3 separate regions of the Mus musculus genome follow, and all the other regions are linked to region 3. A link is a loop called in an ENCODE intact Hi-C map of the cell type or tissue named here. Cell type or tissue: heart. All regions are shown on one strand.

Region 1 (2,500 bases), 280 kb before region 3:
AAACAGCGCACCCTTCTCCCTCCTTCCTGCCCTCCCGCTTCAAGTCACGTTCCATCTGGAATACTTTAGACCGTTCCCCAACATTTTACTTACTGAAAATAAAACCTGGAAATTTTGATCTGCTTGCCCTCTGTTTGGGACACTAAGAATTAAGCCTTAGTTCCCGTGATTTACTTAGAGAGTGAAAACTAATAAGAACTCAAATACTTTGTACATTATAGGCTCGAATATATCACCATACTCAACTTTGTTCTTGACAAATGACAGTTTCTACTTCACCCCTCCCCCCTCTTACCACCCACCCAGCTGGGTTCCATTTCTTCTGTTTTACCCAGTTCTTCAACATTCCGTGCAGTCAGAGCCTACTTTTCCAGATTAAACTCAAGAGTTACTCAAACAACCACAGGTTCTCTTTCACTTGAACTCAACATACCAACTTAGCACACAAGGCTCCAACAGTAGACTTTTATCTTTCTGAATGACTCTGAAATTATTACTTGCTATAAGGCACATCAGAGGCTGGAGAACACTGCTTCCTTTTAGAGTCTTGCAATAGGCTCTTTCTCTCTGCACTTGTCCCACACTTGTTCAGGAACAAGCTGCTTTGGCTCTGCTTCGAAGACAGCCTGTCTGTCTCCTGGCTTAGTTCTCCAGATCTCATGAAGAGAGAGATCTTCTCCAACTTGGTGCCAGGGCCTCTACTTCACACATTGCTCTTGAAGGCCACTCAAGAGAGCCAGTAATCTCACACGAGGGTCTCAGACAGGATAGGAATCAATGGGTTAGTTTCTAGGCAACCAAAAAACAAGTGAGGCACTAGGCTGTGGTGGCACATGCCTTTAATCCCAGCACTTGGGAGGCAGAGGCAGGCAGATTTCTGAGTTTGAGGCCAGCCTGGTCTACAGAGTGAGTTACAGGACAGCCAGGGCTACACAGAGAAATCCTGTTTCGAAAAACCAAATATAAATAAATAAACAAATAAAAATTAAAATAAAAAAGAAACAAGAGAAGCTGGTAGAAATCAGCCTATGGTAACACTACTAAAAGCATCCATCTTGTTGGTTCTCAGTAGTGGTGGTACTGCCCCCTAGAGGCCTTTTCAGAAATGCTTGGGTACACTAGCTTCCACACTTGCAAGGCATACTCCTTAGCCTTTCACAGAGTGGGATTGCTACATGCCTTAAAAGGCAGAGTAAATAAACTCTAAAAGGAGGTCAAATCTTCACTCTTTAGACAACCCCCCGGCCCCCGCAAACAGTCATATAAAAGAAAAATTGTCTGCAACTACTTGAGCCTAACCCTAAATGTTACTTCACATAGAGACACAAAGTATTTAAAACACTCTTAAAATATGCTGAAATTTCAGAGTAACAACCAACCAAAAAGCAAAAGAAAGATAGCTTGGCTTTGTTAAGATCCTTCCCAGTGAGACCCATTTGCATTTTGGAAAGTGATGCCCACAGCTACCAGGCTCCACTCAGTCTTGATTCAGCTGGACTGTAAAACCTATTTGTCTGCATCTGTAGATGTCACAGAAATACATCCTAAGAGAGATCTAAGGCTTGCGTGTCTTAAAAGATGGGACATTTTTCTTTGATATTTTGTTGCCTCCCTAATCCATGTCATAACATTGAGAATTATTTTGACATTACAGTTATAAACACGGACCAGCTCACTTGCAAGAGTATTTCCAGACTTGGAATTTATTTTTCATTGACATTTTTTCCATACTGGAATCAGAAGACTTCCATCTTCTGACTATCGGAGACCACGCTGCCCAGCATGTGGATGCTCTGCCAGCGATCAGTTCCTTTGGTCCTTGTACCCATGCCTACTCTCCTGTCTCATTTCACCAAGCATCTGGTACAGGATGACTTGTGGCCTCCTGGACTGCACTTACTCACTCTGAGTAAGTGCAAGCGTATAACCACTGTGTTGTGTCTTCAGTATCTCTCTGTCTGTGTATTTACATATGGAGGCACACGTGATTTTTATTACGTTGTTTTCTCTTGGTTGTCCCTCTTCTAACAGGTATTATGTTATAGGTGGATGACTTCGGTTACCTCTGCGCCTTATTTTAGGGTTCTGTTATCCTTCTGTTGTTGTGACAAATACCTAGGCAAAACCATTTACAGTCTATGGCTGTTTGGCTCCTGTGTTTCCAAGCCCAGAGTGAGGCAGAACACGGTGAAGTTTGCCCACTTTACTGAAGTTGGGAAGGAAAGTGGGGGGAGAGAAAAGGAAAGGGCCAGGTGTAATAAAGAGTAGACCCCTTTCCCAAGACCCAACCCCACTGGTACACTTTCTCCAATTAGGCTCCAGTTCCTAAGCTTTCTACAGTCTCCCAGGAGCTCACTAAATTATAACCCCACAAATGAATGAATGCATTCATGGAGTAAAAGTCCTGTGATCTAACCACCTCTTGAAGGCCCCGCCTCAGAACGATTCTGTGCTGGAGACCATTGTTCAGTATTTGAGTTTGGGGGCCGGGAGACCAGGT
Region 2 (2,500 bases), 570 kb before region 3:
GTGCATGAATGTGTATATGGTGTGTGAGTGCACATATGTCTGTGTATGTGTGTGTTGTGTGGTATGTGTGTATTTGCATGAGTGTGTGTGTATAGTGTGTGAGTGTGTATGTGTGGCATGTGTATAAGTGTGTGTCTGTGTCTGGTGTTGTGTGTGTTGTTATTGTTGTTGCTGGCTGCTTATTTTTAGGTTGAAAAAAAAATGGAACGGTTTCTATGATTGCTTAACCTTAGGGTTGGAGTAACTAAAGTTACTGGCAAATATGTTGTTTTTTCCTTGTATTTATTGATTGGCTACAATGCGAGCATCGTGTCTGTGTGCCCTTGTGTGCAGGCTCCCCTCTTGTGGAATCAGTAAGATGCTGCAGCGGATGTGGTTAGTGCTTGTGGAGCCATTTTGGGATAAAGGATTTCATTCATTCATTCATTCATTCATCCATCCATCCATCCATCCATCCATCCATTCATTCAACTTTTACCAACTTTGCCATGGAGTGACTGGCCGCTTTGCTTTCTGAAGGACTGGGGCAGAGTTACCTCTCTGTGGTGAAACAGCAATTGTCTGGTCTTCAGTGTCTTTATCTAGGAGGCAAGTCCTCTCCTGCCACCATAAGAGGAGCTTTGGGACAGTCAGTAACGAGGTGATTAATGGGAGAGCGACCGTAGGCTTTCTGTGACGTTCCATGACCTTGGCGGTGGACTTCTCATGTTTCTGGAATGCGTTTTCTGAAATAGGTACAGTAATCTTTAGCACCAGAATTCCTGTCCGTGAGGATTAAACATATATTATTTTAAATTGTATTGGGGGCGGGAGTAGGGGTAGATACGCATGAATTCAGGTGCTCCTGGGGCCAGGGGTACGTGATCGCCACGGAGGAGCGGCTGTTACAAGTAGTTGTGACGTGACTACTGGGAACTAATTTGGCTCCCCTAGAAGAAAAATGTTCCCTCTTCACTTCGGGGCTCTCTCCAGACCAAAGGAATTTTTAATATAGTAGAGGAGATTAAAATAGACTTTCTTCTGGCTCCATCACTTGCTGCCCTGGCACGTCAAACAAGTTCTTATCCGAACGGTAATTCTTGCTGGAACAAACTATTGCAGATACCAAGGGCTGCACATGCTGAAGGCTCCCTTCTTGTTTGCATTGCATACTCTCTGTGGGCCAGATGGGAGTTCTATTCCTTGTTCCCTTCCTCCGGGGTCATGGTTAACAGAGCTGCTCTGGACTAACCGTAGAGCTGGGATTATTACAGAAGAAAAGCAAACGTTGTATGGTTTCACACCAACAGCTAAGAGGCTCGGGAAAGCGCCACTTTGACCAACTCTGCAGCTTATGTATTGCTTGGAACGTGTCGTGTGGCCTCTCCACCACCAGGGGGCAGCAGGAGGAACCGCATTCCTAGCGTGGGAAGTGGAGAGCCAGAAATAACCAGAGAATAGCAAGCAGTAGGAGTAGCTACCTCGGAATCACACGTTCAGACTCACAGAGTTCGGACACTTGAATCCGGTTACTATTCATGGTAATATGAAATGCACGCGTGCAAATATTTAAATAACATGAAGTAGATTAGCTTATGAAGTTATAAAACGATAGGGAAGTTCCTGCGAATAAAAGCACACAGCACACACACAAGCAGATAGCACTGTTATCTAGAAACCTTTAGAAAACGAGGCACTGGGGGCTTTGAGGAAGGTCAGCTCTAGAGCTTTATAGCTCTCTGTCAGATTGCAAGCATCTGGAAGGTAAAGATTAAGTATGAGAGAGTAAGCAAACAGAAACCCAGAGGGAGTCGAAGGACCAGGCTGGGATAAAAGGAATAGTGTTTGAGATACAGACACGGTTTCTGCAAAGGGAGAAAGTGACCATCAGCCATAGGAGATGCCGCCAGGGGGCGCTGCGCCTCTGTTCCGTGGGATCTGTAGTGTTAATGTAGGGGTGCCATGTGCCTCTCTAATGACTGATATCACAAGCTCTATGTTTACGGAGGAGGCTTGCAAACCTCAGCGTAAAACACCTCATTGAAGCGTAGCGTGGTCAGTGAGGGTCTTAGTGTGATCTCAAGGACTCGAAAAGGAAAACCAGAACAGCAGAAAGAAACAATTGAAAAACCAGATCTAAACTGGGCCTGGCGAGGCCGAGGGGCACGAGGTGGAGGCCTGCCTGGGATATAGACTGTGCTAAAGGCCGGCAAGACCCCATTTCACATAAAAAGCGACAGAAATGCCTGGGATGAAGTGTGGTGACAGAGGGATTGTCTAGAAGGGGCAGGGCCCTAGGTTCAGTCTCCAGTCGTCCTCCCCCTGAAAGTATTTTTTTTTTTACATTAAAAATTAAACTGCTTTATGTGGGTTTTTCTGTCTTGTCGATGCTTTTTATATACCAAGAAAAGAAACAGGGCATCTGAGTTCAGATCGCTAAAACCCATGTGAAGACAAAGTGTAGCTGAAATACACATATAACACAGAACACATATAAACTGCGACATCAATGGCCCCGTTA
Region 3 (2,500 bases):
TGGACCCTCATCCTAGCTGCCTGGAAGCCCATCTTCTCCTGTTTGACTTCAGAACAAGATGTTGAACTCTCAGCTCCTCCTGCACCATGCCTGCCTGGATGCTGCCATGCCATGCCTTGATGATAATGAACGGAACCTCTGAACCTGTAAGCCAGCCCCAATTAAATGCTCTCCTTATAAGAGTTGCCTTGGACATGGTGTCTGTTCACAGCAGTAAAACCCTAAAACACTGCTGGAACCATTCACCACTGGAAATATTTACTGGTAGAGACTGTGGGAGAGCTGACTCGAAGAACTATCCCCCTTGTTGACAGAAAAGAGGAAACTCAATATGCACACTGGGAGATTTCAAATTCTGAGGAGCCCTGGGCAGCACAAACATCACGCTGGGTATTTTCTTACAACGTACTCATTGAAAGAATCAGAAATATATTACACTCAGAGAAATAGAGTCCTGGGTTGTCATGTGCACCCGACTTTCACTTCGGTAAGGGTGCTATGAGCTGCTTATATCGTAAACCACCATTGTGAACACCAACCGATGAGGGATCCCATGGTGGGATATTGCCAGTTAACACGTTGGCAGAAATGCCAGCAGACAGACAATTCTATGAGCTCACAAAACCATTAGCTTTCTCCTCTGGGCACATGAGAATGATACCCAGCAGTCCTCCTGCTTTCAGATGGCATCTTGTGACAACAGATGGCCAGCAGACACACATACATGCAGATACTTCCACCCTGGTCCTTAAAATGGCAGCTTCTCAATGTTGTTTGTTTGTTTGTTTTCTCTCTTGTTGCTGCACAGCTATCAATATGGCACTCCAGCATAGACTTGTAGGGAGGCCCTAGGCCATTGCAGAGCCGCTGGGAGAGAGAGGCAGGTCTGCTGAAGCCATCCTAATGAAGAGATTCGAGAGACCGAGGAAATGGCTGTGTAGATAAGATGCCAGTCACCGAGGCTGACAATCTGAGTTCGATGCCCAGTTCCTACATGGTAGAGAGAAAGAGCAGGCTCCTACAGGTTGTCCTCTGACGTGTGCACTGTTGCAAGTCCAGTGGTAGGGTCCCTCCCCACCCCCACCCCCCACCCCTGTGCATGTTCAACGCACTGGTTCACTTGCTATCTAAAGATCAATTTGCCAGAATGTTTTCAGGATCAAAAGTGCCTATCTATTCATTTTAAAAATGAGTTAACAATTCCCCCTGAAGTCATGTTAATACATAATAGAAGTTAGACTTGCCTAAAGTCTCACTTCGTCATACCCTGTGGTATCTTTATAAAAATTTAGATCTCTGCCTAACTTTGGAGGAGGAAACCAAGAAAATGATCCTACAGCGCCCCCCTTTGAGCACTGTGATGCCAAGACGGAGACATAGACACGACTTACTTTTGTGAATGCTCCTGGAAACTGGTCCTTGGACACCTAAGTGAAGAAATGTCTGTCACGCCAGGCTGCCTTTACCAAACAAGACTATACCCTATGAAGTGTTTCCATTGATTTAAGTGGAAAATAAAATTACAACAGTATCAAGCATGCTACAGTTTCAGGCTCTATACTGCTGGCTGAGAACTTAGCCCCTGTCCCAGAATTCTGCCCCAACTGGTACCAGAAAGAGAGAATTCCTACTATCTCTATGTAGCAGCCCATTCTGCTTAGCCCAGATCCCCACTGAAGGGTGGTGATGGGTACAAAAGGCTTCCAAAGGGAGAACTGGCAAGCAGGAAGCCTGTACCCTATTCCTTGAAAAGAAGAAAATACTGAAATTATTTATCAATACCATAGAATGGCCCATAAATCGACATAAAGACACTGTTGTGACCACTCATGTAAGAAAGTCAGTATGTATCAAGTACTTCAGTCAGAAACATTGTTTTTCATCAAACATCCAATAACATTGGCATTATGTAATATTTTGGCAGTTCACATTTACAATTCAGTACCACCGTGATTTTTTTGGTCTCAAGATATTTCCGAGGTGGTTAGAGTTCATTTGTGGATACCCGCAATGCAAAACCAAGATTGGTGGACTAGAGAGATGGCTCAGCAGTTAAGAGCCCTTGCTGTTCTTTCTAAAGACCTAAGTTTGGTTCTCAGCATCCAACTGGGCAGCTCACCTGTAATTCCACTTCCAAGGACTCTAACAGCCTCTTCTGGCCTCTCTACCCACCAGATAGGCATATGGTACAGATACATGCAGGTAAATACTCATAGCCATAAAAAACTATTTCTAAAAGCTCTGATGAAGCTCTATCATCAATGTACCTCCAGACCCATAATTATACCTCTGACTGTAACAGTTCCGCCAAGACCTCTGTGTGATGGATGTCTGTGTGTAAAGTCCCCTGATGCACCGCCCTTAGCAATGCCCAATGGCCTGCCCATACAGGGGAAGAAAGAGCTACTTGAAGACATCGTTAGGTGATCGCCTAAATTCATTTCAAGTTTGGAAACATATACCATTTAAGATACCAGAGTCACAAAGCAAGCTGTATGGC

Evidence for each region. Peaks named below come from ENCODE experiments on the same cell type or tissue, not always from the same donor. Only the 100,000 strongest peaks of a DNase experiment are listed, where the experiment ranks them.
Region 1: a loop joins it to region 3, with 2.1 times the contacts of the local background. A loop is called at or near these places in 3 of 42 quality-filtered maps.
Region 2: a loop joins it to region 3, with 2.3 times the contacts of the local background. A loop is called at or near these places in 17 of 42 quality-filtered maps.

What each region holds. Positions count from the first base shown.
Region 1 is chr10:120,585,962-120,588,461 of GRCm38, reverse strand. No RefSeq gene overlaps it. Among named protein-coding and RNA genes, the nearest start is that of 4930471E19Rik, 49 kb to the left of the region's middle. In heart, a CTCF peak has its summit at 1,089 (motif pointing left); no DNase peak of the experiment used is centred here; H3K27ac peaks cover 394 bases.
Region 2 is chr10:120,875,256-120,877,755 of GRCm38, reverse strand. All of the region lies in intron 1 of Msrb3 (methionine sulfoxide reductase B3), which reads left to right. Among named protein-coding and RNA genes, the nearest start is that of Gm15910, 19 kb to the right of the region's middle. In heart, CTCF peaks have their summits at 1,353 (motif pointing right) and 1,891 (motif pointing right); DNase peaks (open chromatin) are centred at 985 and 1,365; H3K4me3 peaks cover 970 bases; H3K27ac peaks cover 2,172 bases.
Region 3 is chr10:120,305,043-120,307,542 of GRCm38, reverse strand. No RefSeq gene overlaps it. Among named protein-coding and RNA genes, the nearest start is that of 1700006J14Rik, 58 kb to the left of the region's middle. In heart, a CTCF peak has its summit at 1,349; no DNase peak of the experiment used is centred here.